Regions from separate parts of the Homo sapiens genome. Here region 1 is linked to region 2. Evidence: chromatin contacts called from ENCODE Hi-C or POLR2A ChIA-PET data. All regions are on one chromosome and are shown on one strand. The core of a region is the stretch at or near the end of the contact, and the rest is flanking DNA. Distances in the headings are between cores, read along the strand shown.

What was found. A loop is a pair of places that touch in the nucleus more often than their neighbours do. ChIA-PET counts read pairs that join two places held with the same protein, here RNA polymerase II (POLR2A). Pooled maps may share reads with other maps.
Region 1: a map of ascending aorta shows a loop between it and region 2 (4-fold over the local background). The contact joins the enhancer-like site here to the promoter of TENM4 in region 2. A Hi-C loop is called at or near these places in 1 of 168 maps with a recorded cell type or tissue (ascending aorta) and 4 of 50 pooled maps. POLR2A ChIA-PET finds 5 or more read pairs at or near these places in 2 of 52 experiments (AG04450 and BJ).

Annotation. Positions count from the first base shown.
Region 1 is chr11:78,796,777-78,803,325 of GRCh38, reverse strand. All of the region lies in intron 15 of TENM4 (teneurin transmembrane protein 4), which reads left to right. Among named protein-coding and RNA genes, the nearest start is that of NARS2, 230 kb to the right of the region's middle. RefSeq lists an enhancer at 747-1,248. Within about 2 kb of position 1,910, at least 15 of the 41 ENCODE cell types and tissues checked have a DNase peak (open chromatin) inside an H3K27ac peak, as active enhancers do; they include ascending aorta, where a contact is called at or near this core.
Region 2 is chr11:79,436,068-79,442,279 of GRCh38, reverse strand. It overlaps TENM4 (teneurin transmembrane protein 4), which reads left to right and starts at 1,250. Exons shown (of 34, transcript NM_001098816.3): 1 at 1,250-1,771. RefSeq lists silencers at 1,122-1,291, 1,552-1,661.

The DNA of each region.
Region 1 (6,549 bases), core at 661-3,160, 640 kb after region 2:
TGGGCACAGTGGCTCACGCCTGTAATCCCAGCACTTTGGGAGGCCGAGGTGGGTAGATCATGATGTCAAGGAGTTCAAGACCAGCCTGGCCAAGATGGTGAAACCCCGTCTCCACTAAAACTACAAAAATTAGCCGGGCGCAATGACAAGCATCTGTAATCCCAGCTACTCAGGAGGCTGAGGCGGAGAATCTCTTGAACCCGGATGGCAGAGGTTGCAGTGAGCTGAGATCGTGCCACTGTACTCCAGCCTGGGCAACAGAGTGAGACTCCATCTCAAAAAAAAAAAAAGAAAAGAAAAAAAGATTTGGCCCATTATATGAGCTCAATAGTTGTTAGCTGTTGTTATGATGATGATTAAAACACTCATTGGTAGAGCACTTGATATTAACAAAGACATTTGATTATAAGATGGAAGATGAAATCCCTTTCAGAAATATAGATTCTAATTTTTAAATCTCTATCCTATAAATGACTAGAAGGGTCTCATGATTGCCACAAGGCCAGGAATATAAAAGGCAGCTTTAAAAGTATTGTAATAGTGAAAACAATTGGCGTTTGTTGAGTGTCCCATAGCATACAAAGATGTTTCACATGGCAACACACACCCTGCGCAACAGCAGCCCTGTGAGGTTGGGATGACAGGTACGGTATTGCCCCTGTTCCTGTGATGAGGCTAGAGGAGTGGCCGTGACTTGCATGAGCCATGCTGGTGAGGGAGGAAGCTGGGAGTCAAGGCTTGGCCCCACGCTGGGGCAGCCTGCTTTCCAGCACTCTCCACAGGCCACGTTCCTCCTCAGCTGTCACTTCACCTCTGGAAGCTGGTTTGAAGGAGAATGAGGGCATTTCAACTGTTCTCTCTCCTCAGCCCCTGCTGTGCAGGAACTGCTGGCCTGGGTTCCACCCTGCTTCTGCCACATGTTAACCATGCGACCTTGGCAAGAAAGCTCACTTTTCTTGACTTCAGTTTCCTTATCTGAAAAATGGAGATAGTAATAGTACCTGCCTCAGCGGGTTATGTAATCATTAAAGTACATCGTTTTGGTATGCACGTAGAACAGTGTCCGTCATACAGTAAGCACTTAATGTCTTTCTACCACCTCCCTTCCAAGGGCACTTTCATTGAGTGAAAGCTGTTTTAAAGCTATTGAGTTTTTGCAGTGAAGCTATGCAAGGAATGCCTCGTTGCCTGGATTCACTAGAGCCAAGAAACTATCTTTCTGTTTAGGGAGTTAGCTACAGGGCAGCAGAACAGGCACTGGGCTTTTTGGGGGAAGAGTTGCTCCCCACTCGTTGAATGGCTTCATCATGTGGCTTAACCCTCTAACCCTTAATTTTCCCTTAGGTAAAATTACTTTATGGAATCACTGTGAGGATTAGGTGAGGAAATTTGGGCAAAGTAGTTCTTGTAGTATCTGGCACAGCTCACACCCTAGACAAACGGTAGCTCAAGTCATCTTGCTTATGCTGCTTGCTGCCTGGCATGGCAGAGCTGGCACAGACACTGCCCAGTCCCTCCCATCAGGAGCTGCAGGCCAAAGGACAAATCCCAAGTGATCCTTGCACCATCAGCATTGGTTCTGGGTTCTTGGGTTGGTAGAGATGGGCCCCTGCTGCCTGCTGCCTCCTAGGAGGGAACACTGTCTATTCCCTGAGATGAGTGTCTTGCTGTTTGGCACCAAGAACAGGATTTAATGAAAGCAGCTTAAATCAACATGCCCTGCACTCAACAACCAGCCCTGTATTGAAATGTGAGCTGACAAGTTCCTCAGCACTTTGGTTAGGTTTGTGGAAACAGTGAAGTCAGATTTTATACAAGTGTTTACTCAGTTCCCTGGCTTCCTGGCAACTTGGCTTCCAGTCTCGTCTCAGAAATTCCTCTTTCAGTCCAGCCTCATGCATGTGGTCTTCCTTCCTGATAAATCACACGACATAACTGTTGCAACAGATTCTTATGCCCCAGAAGAGCACAGGACATAGGCCCCAGTGGGACTTCACTTCCTGAGTCACTTGTGAGGATGATACTGATCATGGTGGTGGTAGTGATGGTGGGGGAGGTGGCTACTGCTGTTGCTGTTAAACAGATAGAAAAGAGTTGGAAGCGGGGAATGACTGGCCCTAAGTGACTCAGCTTACCTGAGGCAGTTTGAATTAAATCCAGGCCCTTTGTTCCCAAGTCCTCAGCTCTTGCCTCATGCCCCCTTTCTATCCAAAGAGGTGTTCATGTTGCCATTCTTATCTCTCTTTCTGACAAGCCACAGGATAGAGTAACAAAGAGCCATCCATTTCTTAGTATTTAGCATGTACCAGGCACTGAACTAAGTCCTTTACAACCTTATCTTAGCTAAGGTTCATAAGAACCCTGGGAAGGAAGTATTACTAGTATTACCATTTCCAGATAAGGAAACTGAAGCTCAGAAAGATTAAATTACATACTGGCATCCCTTTTCTCCCCCAACCCTCACCCGACTCATAAGTGGCGGAGTCCAGATTCAAACCACATCTGGCTCCAAGGTCTCTCCTAAACACTATGTTATATTGACTGATGTATTCTAATCAATCTCTCTCTCTCTCTCTCTCTCTCTCTCTCCCCTGTGAACTCTGTGAGGTCAGGGCCTATAAGTATCCCTAGCATAGGGACAAACATACATTAGGTTCTTGGTGATTATTGCATGAATGACTTAACCAGTGAATAGTCAAAGAAAGAAAAAGAGCCCCCTGGAAACACAGGGAAGAGAGGGGCTGCAGCCGAAAGCTCTGTCCAGGAAGATCCCAGCACACTACCCGACAGCGAACCTAATCCCTTCTCTCAGGACTCCACCTCCTCCCCACCTCCTCATAAACCCCTTCCCTCCCACTCCCCACACAGTGTGCTGGGCTAACACCAAATCTCTGTGCTCCTTGTCTGTCACTTCCCAGACCTAGATCATGTTAGTTTCATGCGCAGTGCCAGCCAGCCAGAAGCCCTCCTGGACAAGAGCTGGCATCATTTCACCTCCTTCAAGCCATCTTCCCTAGGGAGCAGGCCTGCTGGGCTGAATGCCTCATCAACTTTTGCATAAAGTGGGTACACTCAGCAGCACTGCTGAGCAGAACAACTCCTCCCATCTCCCCTTCCTTGTGCTTTAGTTGGCTTTTCACCCTCTTGGCTCAGAGCTGTCTCAGAAAAGGGAAAGAATTTAATCTCTTTGAGATGGTCCTTAGAATTGGAAAGGCTCACCTTTCTTTCAGAGCTTAATGGCTTCTAAAGATTTTAGCCTCTGTGGCATTTTCCATGGTACGCTTTCAAAAGCCATCCCTTAGACTCATCATTTGTCCCTGTTGGTTCTCCCTCAGGTCTTCCTTCCCCACCCTTACCCCCATAGCCTCTCTCCTCAGCCTCATAAATTTATTCCTCATTTCCACTGCTATATGAGCTCTCTCCAGTCTTGTCTCCCATAAATGACTTTTATTTGAGAGGGCCCTCTCCCTATATTTTATTCCTTAGGGTTGCTGGCTCACAGAAGCAATACATGGCAGAGATTTTGCCTGTAAAATGCTCATGCTGCGGGTTTATGATTCTTATCATTTGATTGCAATTGAGTTTTGTGGAATAACAGGTGGAGATGTTTTAGAGATTCAGTGGCACAGGTTTGGAGGTAACACGTGCAGTCAGCAAGAATTGCATGAAATTTGGAGTAGGACCAGGCTAGATTTTCAACACTAAGCTTAAGCATAGACTATGGCTAATGACACCTGCCTTGCAGGGTTGTTTTCCAAATCAGATTTCACATGTATATGGTGGCTGCATTCAGTAAGCAGTCAATAAATGAAGTAGTTTTATATAGTTTTAGAATGCATGATTAGATTTAAGTTATCCAAACAGTCCTTAGACTCTAACAAGTGTAATTCTTAGGACAGTTTATACAGTGAAGGTTTGGAGCCAGAAGGCCTGGACCTGAATCTGTGTAACCGTAAACAACTCACTTGCTCTCTCAGAGGCGCAGTTTCCTTGCAGTTTCTGAATCTCTCTACCATCCCCTTTCCCCAGCCCCAACACTGGTCATTGACTCTAGATGAAGAGTCATTATCTAGATCATTGTCTAGATGAAGAGTCAGATAAAAGCTGACACATTAACCCCAAACAACTAGGTCAGTGGCCCACAGCACAAGGGAGTTAGGGTCAGCCTCCTCTCAGCATCACAAGCTTCCTGAGGTCCATTCCAGAGAAGAGCACAACCTCCTCAGAGAGAGCACCCCACAGTAGCTCCAGACCTGCTCCCACGCTGACACATTCACTGCATTCATTCACTGAATCTTTCTGGCCTATCCTGTGTGCTGGGCATTCACTGTTTTAGGCACCGAGGATCAGACAGCCCCACAGCCTGGTCAGGAAATGAGACGCCTAATTATTCAGCATGAGCAGAGCTCTGATTGTTGTGTGTACAGTAGGGTTTGGGAGCACAAAAGCAGAAGCAGTGAACTTGGCCAGTAATGGGATGGGAGAGGAAATGGAGAAGGTTGTCACCAGCCAGAGATCTGTGAGCCAGACCCTGAAAGGGGACTGAAGGGAGGCCCCCTGGTGGCCAAGGAGGAGAGGGCAGTGCAGGCCAAGGGAACAGCGTGTGCACAAGTAGAGAGCATGCATGATCAGCTGGACAGTCGCGGCTCAGTCCAGCTGGAGATAGAAGCTGCAGGGGTGGGTGGCAGGAAAGAAGGCCAGAGGTAGGCAGGATCCAAACCTCGGAGCCCGCTGAATGCTGTGCCGAAAATCTTGGCTTAAAATAATTGTCAATGAACATTGACTGTTGCCCTTTCAGACTCCACATCAGATCTCTTTCTTTGGCTCTCTCAACTCAATCTGGCCTAGATTCTACCTTAACACAGTGGAACCCTCCAGAATTCACACTCAGATCCTCTAAGCTTTCAGTTTATTCTCTATTAATCTCCTCCCCTACCCAAAGGGAAAGAGAATCACAAAGCATAAATAATAACAATAACGACTAGATGGATATGGCGCTGAAAAGCCCTGTTATCAAATTAGGTCACAATCGACAGCAAAATAAACTCAATGCTTTAACAAAAATAAGCTTAAAGTAGCAACCGGGTTAAAATAATTAAAGCTCTAAACATAGCAGTTGCACTAGAGCTAAATTCAATTTTATTTACGAGGCAAAATATAATTACATTTAAATTTGAGGGAACAGAATTTAATTCTTATTAATGACAGAAAGACTGAGTGAGATGCTTTAATGCCAGAGAAATTGTCTTATGTTCATGGATGGGAGAGAAAATTAGATTCAGCATTGAGCATTCTCCCCTGTTACAAGTCTCATTTGTGTAGCTAGAATTGTTCCTTCTCTGAGAAGCATTAGCTTCTCAGTCCAGAAAGCACAGCACCAACATCCAATTAAACATCAAAAGGAAACAATCAAGTTAGGCTATTTCTGTATAGGCATGTTATAGGAGGGGAAACTCAAGGTTAGAATCTCTCCAGAGGAATAATATCCATTGAGACTTGACATTTCCTGTACCCCTTCCCAACAGCAAGTGATAGCCTGAAATCAAAGTTCAGAATAATAAATATCCAGGAGATTGACAGTGGCATAGAGAGGAAGGGAAGTGTCAGAGGGCGGCACGGAAGAGCCTCCCAGTTGCCTGGGAGGTAGTGTGGCGGTTTAGACACAATGAGATGGTCAGTTCCTAACATTTAATCAAAGACTGGAAAATTGGGCCCAGACAAGCATGCTGCTAAATACTGCCAGAGTTAAAGGTTGATAAACCAAGAGCTGGCAGATTTGTAATTTAGTAGAATTTCCCCTGACAGCCCTGGAACGTTTTCTATCAGAATTGGATCTCTTCAGTATGCAAATATAAGCCCTTCTGAAATTGGGCTTCAGAATGAAGTTTCTATTTGGATGCCCAAGCTGATATCTTGTACAAAATCTCTAGTTGTCTTCCTGAATCAAACTGCTGTTATTATAACTTGTAATCTTAAAAAAAAACTGTTCTTTCAATGGAAATTTTATATTTTACAGAGCTCCTTCATGTACGTGCTTCATGACTTATTCAAACAGCAAATACATTAACCTCTGACATTGCAGATGGTGTTACTCCCAGGAAACCAGGGTCCAGAGAACTTGCGTGACTTGCTCAAAGACACTCTGAGAAAACAATGATTCACTTCCAGGCTTCTCTGGCTTCAGAGCCCATGTTTATCCTCTGCACAACTCTGCCATTGGCTATTACCAAGGTTTGTGCTGAAACTGCCAGTAAATCAGGTATCAGGTTTTGGATAGCACTTCATTTAGTAACACTGCCAGAGGAACCATGTAAATTGGATCATGACTTTGGTGTACTAATATTACTACAAGGGTTTCAGAAAAAGAACAATTGCTCTCAACCAATGGTCAGGGAAGCTTCTTGGAGGAAGTGGAATTCAAGGTGGTGGTGGAGGTTGGATATGAGTAGGTAGTGATAAAAGGAAGAGGCAAGCACCTTGCAACAGCCAATTGTAGAAGTCAAAGATTTGCAACATATACAAAGATGGGAGATCAAGGCATTTTCTAGG
Region 2 (6,212 bases), core at 1-2,500:
CCACGTTTATAATCTGTGATGCCTTTATAATCAGCATATGGCAACTGGCTAGACAGTCTCCTCACCACACAGAAGAGTTTTCAAAATAGCCTACCCCTCCTTTCACATTTATGTGAAATTAGCATTGTCACATTTCCTCCTTCATTGACTACTTTAGATCAGAGAGACACACTGTAGCAGAAGATCATGAAGGAAGTTGTCTTAAAGAAGGAAACTAACATAAATTAAGCATCTCATATACACCCAGTGCTTTCTTTCCATTGTTCTCTCTTTTAATCCTCACCAAAACTGGTGAAGTCGGTATCATCCATTTTATAGATGAGAAAACTGAAGCCGGGTAAGGGGAAATGGCTCGCACTAAGTCCTTTAGCCAGCAGGCAGCAGGGCTGGAGTGGGAATTCCTCCAGTCTCTTCCCCAAAGCCCTTCCAAGTTGCCACTCAGTCAAACTACCGCTCTCATCACATAAAAATGCCCTTCTCTTGGAAATGTGCTTGCCATCACGATCCAAACATTCGAGGGACAGAAATCTCTTGGACCGCAATCACTGCTATTTTTTAAGTGATTGTTATCACGACTCAGTAGCTGTTACCATGGTTTTGGGGAAGTTGTCCGAGGAAGGAGGGCCTTTCTTTGGGCATCTTGCATGCCTGAAGAAGGAACTCAAGATCTCAGCTCTTAATTACTCTGATTGTGCTGCAGTAGCAACTTGAAAGAGACCGTCCCTAGAAAAGTGTTGGGGTGGGGGGTGTGGAGTAACATCCAGCGAGCAGGCAGAAGGGAGGCCCTGGGCGCCAGAGAGACCCAGGGAAAGGCGAAGAGGAGGGAGAGGGGACGAGACCGTGCTACGGGGAGCCTGGAGAGAAAGCCAAAGGAGGAGGAAAGAACAAAAGGCAAGAGGAGAGGAAGTACAAGAAAGTCCAGAAAGGAAAAGAGAAAGTTTCAGAAAGGGGAAGAGAAAGCAAGCAAGGAGGGTAAAAGAAGAAAGAGACCAGAAAGATACCGAACTGAGAGAGCTCGGAGAACTCGAGAAAGCAAAGGAGGTAAAAGGAGAGAAGATGGAGAAGGCGGCGGAGAGGAAGGGGGAAGGAGACAGAGGAACCGAGACTGGGGTGAGGGAGCGGCCGCGCGTGGCCCCCGGAGAGGCGCCCATCACCTGCGTGGCGCCCCCCCGCGCCGGAGTGCGGCCCTGCTCCCAGCGCCAGTGCGCCGCGCGGCTCGCCGGCCTCGTAGGATTGGCTACCGCCTCCCATTCATGTAACCTGCGTGTGCGTGTGCGTGTGTGTGTGTGTCTCTCTCTCGCTCGCCCTCTCTTTCTGTGTGTAAGAGAGCGAGGGTGGGGGACGGAGGCAGGCAGGCGAGCAGGCAGGGAGGGGAAGAAGAGAAGGGAAGCTATTAAACACACACACACACACACACACTCACACACGCGCGCGCACACACCCGCCCCAACCCCCCAGAAGCCTCGGGATTGCAGCTGTTTCATGTGGGGCAGCAGTGCTGGCAGGGACGCCGGCCGGGAGCGGCCGGGAGCGGGAGCCGGTCGTGCGCGCGCGGCTGGAGGCTCGCTGGGGCTCCGCTCCCCGCGGGAGCTATTGTTGGTCTCGCTGGAGCTGAGCGCAGAGCCCGGACCTGCTCCTTCCTGGGCGCCCCGCTACGGCTCGCGGAGCAGAGGAGCCGCGCCGCCGAGAGAGAGAGGAGCCACCGGCGCGGCGCCTTGCCTCCCTGCCGCCGTCCTCGCCGCTTCCCCGGCGGTAGCAGCCTGCAGCCACGGTAAGGCGGCGTGATCCGCTCTACGGAAAAGCGCCTTGGGGACCGCGGCGACGCCTCGCCAGCTCCATCGCCCTCTGCACTGCTGGCCCGGGCAGGGTTCGGGTAGCTCACGCGGCTGCCGAGGGCTCCGGGAGATGTTTGCTTGCTCCCCTGGCCCAGGAGGAGGGAGGCTAGGGCGCGGGTGGCCGAAGAGGCAAGCTGTTCTGGAGCCTGGAGCCGCCGCAGCCCCCGGAGCCCGCCGCGGACTGGAGCCTGGGAGCAAGGGTTGGGGGAGGGCAGGGAGGTGGGAAGCGGGTGGGAGGGAGGCGGCGCGCCCCAGGTTCGTCTGCCTCTCCCGGATCCCGTTCCCCGCCCCGGCCCGGTCGCCTGCAGCCCCTCTGCAGACTAGCTCGCCCCAGGCCCCCGTCGGGCGCTGGAGGAGCCCGCGAGGCGGCGCCGGGCTTCAGCGGCTGCAGCCTGCCCTGCGGGGCAAGTGCCGGCTGCAGCAGCCCCGCACGGGCGGTGGTTGGAGCTCAGATCCTGGAGATGCGACCCCAGCTCCTCGCCCTCTGCAACCCGCGGGGCGCCCGCCTCTCCTCACCGGGCGCCCGGCCGCGGTATTGATGTTCGTCTAGGAGCCAACTGAGGCTGCAGCCGCCAGATGGACGCTTGGAGGGCTCCCGGGTGTGAGTGTGACTGTATGACTACTCTCACCCCCAGCTTCGGGAAATGTGCTCTGGGTTGAAATGTGATCACCGAGCTCCTCAGTCATTTTAATTGCCATTTTTAAATGCGGTCGTTACATTGGAGGAGCAGACTGGAAGGTAGTGGGGCGGCGTGTGTGTGTGTGTGTGTGTGTGTGTGTGGACACACACACGCAACCGAGGAATACACAACCAACTACTTGGGTGAAGGGCGGGGGGTTCACCTAGTGAGTCCTTCTTGGCGGGGGGGTCGGGCGAGTTAGCTGCCCGCTGCCCGCCCCTTCTCTGCCTGCCCCCGCCTAGGCGAGGTTGGAAAGTACTGGAAATTCAGCTGCGTGGTCCTTAACTTTGGAAATTGGCTCCGCTTTCAGGGCAAAATGTTAAGGCGATTTATGCACCCGCGTCCATGTGGATGAGTGTATTACTGCTCAGTTGGGTGCAGAGCCCTCAACAGTACCGCGCCAAGCCCCCACCCGATCTCTAACTCCCTCCCACCCCCTAACCGTGGAGAGAGGGTTTATAGAAATGCAGTTATCTGTAAACCATCGACGCAGTGAAAGGGGCGCAGGGAGGCAGCCAGAGTTTTGCCTGAACCTGCATACTGGCTTGGTGTTTGTAGCACACGAGATCACCCCGCTGCTTTGTAGAAGGCGGTGGTGGGGCAAGCTCGGGATTCCAATCGCCGGGGTGGGGGGTGGGGGGAAGAGGGTGCCCATGTACTGAGCTCTGAGGCCGAGTAAGGAGAGAGATCTGCTGAGCGGCATCGCGGGCAATTACATAAGCTGCCTCGGTGATTACCCGGAACTGTGATGCGAGCTCCCGGTTCTCGAAAGACAAGCCTGAAAGTTTGCCTGCTTGGGGAGTGTAAGTACCGGGGCGCCCCCACCCCGGCCTGGGTAGCTAGGATACGCCTCGCACCACGGCGCCCACTTGTGCGATGGGCGTCGGGTGCTGATGCTGCTGTCCCCAAAGAACCGGTTACCGAGGCAGGGACTAAGTGGGGGCATCCGGAATTGATCGCAGAGGAGGAGTCAGTCAGAACTGAGGTTTCATTGGGTCTTCAGAGCTCCAAGTCTTCCCTCGGAGGTGTTGGAAGGCCTTCCAGGGAACGCCGTTTTCAGAAACTGACTTGGTGTCCTGGGGAGCCCCAAAGCCCCTCTTTTCCGCCCTTCCTGGGCGCCCCTCCTTGTCTTTCAAGCCCTGTGCCCTTCACGTGTTTAGAAACCTGCCCGCGGTGCCTGGTCCCCCTTGGAGATGCCCAGGCAGCCCAGCCATCCAGGCCCACGCTGGCGAGGGGTTAGAGGGAGTAGAACGCTGGCTCTGCCGGGCTGCCACCCTTACCTACACCTATTCCTGGTTTCCTGCGCTAGCCCGGCGCTGATGGGGACGGGATGGGGCTGGGGTCGGGTATGGCTTCCGTTCCTTCGCCTCTCGCCTCTGCAGACAGCAGTTTGCTTCTGTTGCGTTTATTCTCCCCGTTTCGCCGCTTCCCTCCAGCGCCGCAGCCTGTGTATCACGTTGATGGGCTTTGATAGAGAAACCACAGTAAGAGTATGCTTTTAAATCTTGATTTTCGTCTGTAGGGGGATAAGCCACCCCAGCCCTGACACAGCCGTGGGGAACGCTGAAGTCTGGGACACATTGGCCCTGAACTCCCTTCCCCCCAGCCCGCAGTCAGGAGATGGTGATGTGCATGGGTGGGGAGTGTTTTGTTTTTGCCACATTCCAGCGTCCTGAAACCTCTCGTCCCCTCCCACTGAAATCCCCGATCTGTCTGAATCTGTTCCTTGCTGTAAAATAAATCCTCCCTCCCGCAGACCTGTGGGGCCCTTCGGATTTCCTGCCGCTGCCATGATCCTTAACAATGCGATTGAAAAGCCAGTGCTCGGCTGGAAAAAAATCCCCAGGTGCCAGCCGGCCGCGCCTTGACCTTGCTGAAGGAGCCTTTAACCCGGCTGCCAGAGGGGCTCTGGTCCAGCCGTGGGAATCCAGGAAGAAGGAGGGCGCCCCGGAGGCGGCTGGGTTAGCTCCCCGGGCAGGGCGGGAATCAGGTCGCGGCGGGGACCGCAGAGGGGGAGGGGACGGGACTCCGCGGCAACCTGTTTCCCGGCGAGCCGGGCCCGCGCATCCCAGCTCCCTCGCCCCAGCCCCTCGTGGCCCGCCTCCCCCGCCGGCCTCCAGTTGTCTTCGTGGTACAGGAGTCGGCCGCGACTCCCTCGCGCTCTCCGCCGGAGTCCGCGGGACGCCGCCAACTTTGGGCTCCTCGGTGGCCGGAGCAGCGGTGCGAACCAGCGGGGCGGCCGGGTGGGCGGGGCCTGGGCGGGAAACTGGAGCCGAGAAGACCGCGTTCCAGGCCAAGTTCCAGCCGCAAGCGCCGCGCGGCACAGTGCAGGGTCCCGGCCGCGCCTTTCTCCCGTCCCCGGCCCGGCCGCGTTCCTGCGGACTCACAGCGCGCTCCGGGCGCTCTGCAGTTGGGCTTTCAGCGGGGGAGCCCTTCTCGTCAAAGTTACGAGGGGTGTTTTCACTGGTGGTGACAGTGGGAACTAGTTTTCTGCGCGCCTGTGTGTGTGTGTGTGCATGTGTTGGGGAGCAGAGAGATTTGCAGCGAAGTCACACATAGCACAAAAAACAGGTTTCCCCTTTCCAGGTGTTATAAGGGAATGCTGAGGAGGAATCCGTTTTCTCCGGTGAGGGTGTTGACGGGAAGCCCTTCCACTTAGTGGAACTGGACCTGTTGGAGCTGATTGCCTGGAGTGAACGGGTGTCTCCTTTAGCGGCACCTGTGTGCCGTAGGTCCTTGGAAATGTTTGGGGAACTGAAAGTCCTCAAGATATTCAGCCAGGACTTAGGGCATAGATGTTTGTGTGCTTTTAGGGGGCTAATTCGGGGAAGCTTTTATTTCCAGCATGTGTCTTGAACTGAGGGGAGGGCAGGGTGCGGAAGGCTTGTGGAATTGCCATCTTCTGTGGTGGGGGAAGGGATCAGGGACGGAGAGCTTTGGTTTTCTAGAAAGAGTTCTTGGGTTCTTCCTCTGCTCTCATCTTGTTTTCATCAAGGCCTCTGTTTGGGGGTGGAGGTAGAGTGGTGCGGTAAGCGGATCAGCCACCCTAATAGACCGGCCTTGACCAGTGCGGATGCCAACGGGCAGAACTAGTGCTTGGTCTGAACAAGAACCATCAAAGGATAGTTCTATAGTGAGTGGAGTGACCTGGAATATGAGGTAGAAGGCTAGGTGTTAGAGTAATGGGTTCCCACGGACTCTCTTCCAATAGAATCTGATTCTATTTGGTATAGTCTCCTCAATCTTTTGTGGTTTTGTGGGAGTAAGGTGATAGGATGTGACTTTAATCTCTTAACTATTGGGTTGGAATCATGGCTCTGTGGCCTTAGGCAAATTGTCTTTGGAGCTTCAGTCCTCTCCCCTGTAAAATGGCACAATATTACTTAGTTTGCAACACTGTCAGGGTTTTTTTTTATGATCCAGTCTATAAACTTTATTCAGATTTTTCCAATTGTCCCAATAACGTCCGTTATAGCAATAGAAAATCCTGGCTTATGAGTTCATTCAGCTTTTCATGTCTCTTTAAACTCTTTTAACCTAGAACATTTCCTCATCTTTTTAAATCTTTCATATTATTGAACACTGTCAGTTTTAACATCGATAAGGCCTCTGGCATACTGTGGTCCCTTCACAGATGCTTGTTCCTTTCTACCTCCTTATCCCCTTCCAGGAAGCATCCTGCATTTGTTGGGTGGAG